Regions from separate parts of the Homo sapiens genome. Here region 2 is linked to region 1. Evidence: chromatin contacts called from ENCODE Hi-C data. All regions are on one chromosome and are shown on one strand. The core of a region is the stretch at or near the end of the contact, and the rest is flanking DNA. Distances in the headings are between cores, read along the strand shown. Region 1 holds the start of ZNF280D (zinc finger protein 280D). Region 2 holds the start of TEX9 (testis expressed 9).

Region 1 (2,700 bases), core at 193-2,692:
AGGTGGTCTTTGGGGAAGATTAATTTGGGGGCAGTAATCAATATGGAGACTACAGTAATGATAAACACTTGAGAAAAACTGGGGAAAGCCAGATGAGAGAGAAGAAACTGAATTCGAATAGGAAGATGAATTAGCAAGATTCAGTGATTGAACAGGGTGTCTGTTATGGATCCTAACAGGCAAGATTTCAAGTCTTGGTCACTCACAAGCTGCACCAGTAATGCCATTGCTCTTGAGAAGACAATCAGTTTAGGAAACTTTCCTTACAGATCAGAATACAACCTTTAGCAAGTATTTACGCAAGCAGTATCTTGGCAAGTGTTCTTCTTGTAAATTTCTTATACTTCTCGTTGTCAAACTTTAAAAAATGCTATTACAGGTTAATATGCAGATGGCAGAGTTAGGAATTAGAGTGTGCAAGTTAATCATTCTAATTGGGTCACTCTTGTCATAGCCAACTAAAAGAATGGAGAAGCCAGTGCTGGGGGAAGCCCTCAGGGCACATAACATTGCTCTAAGAATGGAATTCTCAGCAAGCCTGGCTGCTGAAACCGCCTGCTGTAACCTGAAACAGGTTTTATCTTCAGGTTTTAGCTTCTCAAAGAACCTGCTGCAGCTGTAGGGCAAGCTTTACCAAGCCCCTTCCCTCACCAGTCAGAACTAACCAGCTACCCAAAACTTTACTAAATGTCAACGAACTTTCTAGAAAAACAATAGATAACTTTTTTTAAAAAATAAAACCCCCTAACTCCTCTTTGTTCTTCTGACATACTGAAGACCACCCTGTATGTGTAAATAACCTGAACTTGCAATTCCTGTGTCCCAAATAAAACGCTAAATGTACAGATTCGTCTCTTCGTATTTGACCTCGACAGGGAACGCAAGCAAAACCACACATTTAAAACAGACTTGGTAAAATCAGCTCGTTATTTAAAGAAACGGACGATTCCTTTTTCTCTCCTGGTTTAGTCTTCGACCCACAGGCCCCTTGCTTCTTTCGAACGGCGGCTGTATCCCATGACCTTTTCACTTTCCAAGCCAACGGACTGGGGGTCGTTACACACGCGGAGGGCCCGGAACGCACGGCTCCTCGCCTGCAAATTCCGAGCAGTCCGGATTTTGGGGCTGCCTCCCGGCCACACCAGCCAGCAGCTCGCACCCACATGGAGGCAGGGCCCTGGCCCTCGCCCCGGACCGGCGCGTGGCGGGGCGCGTGGGTCTTCGAGGGCCCGCGACGCGGCGCACATGCCGGTGCCCGCCTCCCGCGTCGGCGAGAAGACAGGGAGCTCGGACACGGGGAGGCTGACCCGGAGCCTACCCATGAGGCAGCGCGCCGGCTGCACGAGAGCCCCCCCCTTTCCACGGCTCGGCTGCCAGCTCCGCAATGGGAGCCGCCGCCGTCGCCGCAGTGTAGTTTTTCGTGCTCCTCCTTTTCCTCCTCCTCTTTCTCCTCCTCCTCAGGGCTCCAGTCAGGCCGATCCGCTCCGCTCACGGTAAGCGCCCCCCCGCCCCCGCCCGCCCTGCGCTGCAGCAGGCAGAGGCCCTCCCGCGCGGCCTGCGCCGCCTCACTCCGGGGGCGCTGGACTGGGGGTCTTGAGGCCGGCGCGGGTCGTCGGGAGCGCCCAGAGCGCGGGGGAGGAGACCGGCTGCGCGGCGGCGGCCGGACCGCCATCTTGCGTCGGCCCAGGCGGGGGAGGAGGTATCCCGGCGCGACGCGGCAGCCGCCTCGGCTGCTGCAGGCCTGGGCCGCGCAGGCCTTCGCCTTCTGCTCCTCCGCCACCTCCTCTCCCAGGCGTGTGCGCCTGTTTGTCCCCAGCCTGGTTTTGGCTTTTCTCTCTGGAGGCAACTCCCTTTGGTACATTTTGTGCCGATGTTTGGCCAAGACCCATGGTCCTCACACCACAGCCCACCCCCGTGTCTCTTCAGTCGTAGGAAAGGAGACCAAAGGGGATTCGGGATTTGCAGGCACAGGGCCCCTCATTTTGCCCAGATGACCGGTCGTTCCACGTTTGCACCCTCATTTTTGTCAAAGAGACCTCCCCTCCTCTGCCATAGAATTCCCGTTATTGTCTACAGAAGAAGGGCCCTGAGGAGAAACGTGGAGTTGGAGACAAAATTTTCTGAGCTTTGCAAGGTTCACTTACTGAGACGGAAAGAATGATCTCACTCTGAGGTTTTAGCCTGCTCCAGCGATGGAAGGAATTCCTCCCAACTTATCGCAAGTTTTAACGCTTTTAAGGAGAAATCTGCTGGAGAGGAAAAACGTCAAGGTGAACCCGCTTCTGCAAGCACGGGAGACCTTTGGCCAAAGGCCTTTGTTTGCGAAGATTTGTTAAAAAAAAAAAAATCTGTCATCTTAAATATTTGGCTTTATTTTCAGGTTTGGACAGAATTTGTCTTTTTTAGTGCCATGAAACATAAAATGGAACGCTAGAAGGACAGTTTTAAAGCACAAAAGCTGCCTCTTAGCATCTGTAAGGTGTCCTGCTTTGGGGGACTGCTGTGCCAACTCCAGCTGTCTCCACGCAGAAACTTAACCAGGGAAGGCACTGGTTTGCTTATACCATTGTTAGGGCTGTGTGCCTCTGATGTTTTAACATCACTACAAATACTGTTGTAATTGTGTCTTGCTTTTGTGCCTTTCATTGATAACCCCTGATTTGTATCTCTTAGCCCCTTTTGAAGTGGTCTGGGTTGCTG
Region 2 (2,700 bases), core at 157-2,656, 370 kb after region 1:
CTAAACACAGTACCTTTCAGTTTTAATTTCAAATATGCTTATAGATCATATGTAGATCATACGATAACTCTAGTTTAACCCTCTGATACAAACTGCCAACTATTTCCAAATTTTAATCTAGTTATTTTATATTAAAACGGAAGGGAGTTGTTAAAAGGCACTTTTTTATAAGGGTATGTATGATGGCAAATAAAACAGACATCGCCTCTGCCCTTGGAACTTACAGTCCAGTGGAGACAGACAAAAAGGAAATTCACAAATGAATTTATTGTAACAAATTATGCTAATTAGAAAGAAAAATCACTGAGACAATGAAAAAGACCAACAAGGGAGCCTACTTAGCATGGTCAAGGAAGGCCACTCACATTACAGGTTGAAGGCGTGTGTGACTGTCTCTTTCCTGAGATAGAAAGAAAACCTGGAAGAGTTTTTGGAACTAAAAGGCCAGTGAAGCTGGAGAGTTTTAGGGGGAAAAGGGGAAGAGGGAATAAGATCAAATAGAGGAGGCAGGAGGAGCCACATCGATCAGAGCTTTTGAAATGCAACAGGAAACTACTGTAGAATTTTAAGCAAAGGCATGGTAGATCAAATTAAAAGATTACACTGGCTGCTGTGTGAAAACTTGGGGATGAGGAGTAGAATGGGCCAAGAATGAAAGCACCGTTGTCAGGATAGTTGTAATTACACTGAGAACAGATAAGAAAAGGAATATTTGAACGAGAATGGTAATTCTGATTGCAGTGGGAAGCATCCTTTCAATTTAGAAACCAACCTAAAGGAAATTTACACAAGGTAAACTCTATGAACTTGATATTAAGCGAAATAACCTAAACTATCAAGTGAACTAACTATTCGTGGCAATTCCTGCTACCCAAATAACTTCCAACAGTATCTTGCTGTTTACTTGGGCTACGTTTTAAATTAAACAACATGCTTACTTGGGCTAAATTTTCGCCCACTTCAAATATCTTCTAATACGCAGGCGAACTACTCAGATCAAAGACAAAGAAAGGATAAACGGCAGGTGAACGAGATGACGAGAAGGGAATGCTGCAGAGTGAGTGGTCCCGAAGATCCAGCCAGTCTCCAGAAAAAAGTACTTGTAAGCAGCCTCATTCAGATGAAAGAAAGAAGGAAAAGTTCAACCGCCGAATTTCTTACTTATATTCTTCCTCCAAGGCGAGGAGGTCGGGTCCAGGTGTAGAGGGTTGCTGAACGGGTGGCGGGAACGGAGTCCCTGGAACGCTGCTTCTCTGTAAAAGAGCCACAGACTTTCAGACCCGAAGTTAAAGGAAGTTAGGCGTCCTAGTCGCCGGAACCCAGACGCTCCCCAGGAGCCTGGAGTTGAACTGACCGTGAGACACAGACTTCGCCCCGCCATCTTCGGCGACTGCGACGCGGTTACCGAGGCAACGACGCATCTTCCCGCGAGAGTTTCCACATCCCGGTTGCCTCCCGCCCGGGCGCCTACGCCTTCCCACTCTCAGGTTCTGTGCTGCGAGCGGCGCGAGCCTCTGGCAGCGGGCTCGGCCTTTGCTCGCAGCACTCGGCGCTGTCCCAGGAACCCAGGAAGGCTTCCTAACTGCAAATTCGACTTAGTTAGTGCAAATTCTCAACTTGTGGGGGTTGAAAGAGTTTCAGCCAAAACAGGCAGGTCCTTTGCCGCTACTCTATAGAAAGCAAGCTGGTGAGGCAATCCCTCCCTGTTGTGCTTTTCAAACCGTTAGTGGCTAATCCGACCTTCACCCCGTTTGCTTAAAGTGAGCTCTTCAGTGGAATTCAGAAGTTTTGATTTCTAATTTTTGTTTACAGCATGCATGGCTAAGACTCAGGCTCTCAAGTTAGTCAACCTAAATTATTATCCTGGCACTGCCACTTACCAGTTATATGGCCTTGGGCAAATCACTCTGTATATCGGCCACTTCATTTGTCAAATGGAAGTGAGAATAGTGCCCACTTCACAGTTATTATGAGAAGCAAATGAATTCGTGCTTAGGATCATGCCTGAAACACGTAAGCGGTTAACAATTTCAATTGTTTTGGAATAAAATTGACATCCAAAAATAAACCGTGATATGATGTATGGTCATCTGATCTTTAGAAAGGGTGCAAGACCATTCAATGGGAAAATAATTGTCTTCAACAGATGGGGAGACAACTGGATATCCAAATGCAATTAGACCCTTAACTTCACACCATATACAAAAATTAAAATGTATCAAAGACCTAAACTTAGGAGCTAAAACTCTAAAGCTCTTCAAAGAAACTGTTGGTGTAAATCTTTATGACCTTGAATTACAATTCTGAGAATCCTTGATGGATTCTTAGATATGACACCAAAAGCAGTAGCAAAAAAAAAAAAAAAGAAAAGAAAAAAGAGGCTGGGCACAGAGGCTCATGCCTGTAATCCAAGCACTTTGGGAGGCCAAGGCGGGTGGATCACCTGAGGTTGGGAGTTCAAGACCAGCCTGACCAATATGGAGAAACCCCGCCACTCCTAAAAAAAAAAAATTAGCCGGGTGTGGTGGCTCATGCCTGTAATCCCAGCTACTGGGGAGGCTGAAGCAGGAGAATCGCTTGAACCTGGGAGGCAGAGGTTGCGGTGAGCTGAGATTGCACCATTGCGCTCCAACCTGGTCAACAAGAGCGAAATTCCATCTCAAGAAAAAAACAAAAAAAAGGAAAAAAAAATAGATAAAC

Evidence for each region. Hi-C counts contacts between places; a loop is a spot of excess contacts on that map. Pooled maps may share reads with other maps.
Region 2: a map with no recorded cell type shows a loop between it and region 1 (4-fold over the local background). The contact joins the promoter of TEX9 here to the promoter of ZNF280D in region 1. A Hi-C loop is called at or near these places in 9 of 37 single-sample maps with no recorded cell type and 7 of 50 pooled maps.

The regions. Positions count from the first base shown.
Region 1 is chr15:56,732,251-56,734,950 of GRCh38, reverse strand. ZNF280D (zinc finger protein 280D) reads left to right here and starts at 1,442. Exons shown (of 22, transcript NM_017661.4): 1 at 1,442-1,493. RefSeq lists a silencer at 1,423-1,692.
Region 2 is chr15:56,364,132-56,366,831 of GRCh38, reverse strand. It overlaps TEX9 (testis expressed 9), which reads right to left and starts at 1,406. Exons shown (of 12, transcript NM_001395496.1): 1 at 1,355-1,406; 2 at 1,162-1,253. The coding sequence starts at 1,381. RefSeq lists enhancers at 1,113-1,162, 1,703-1,752, 1,763-1,942.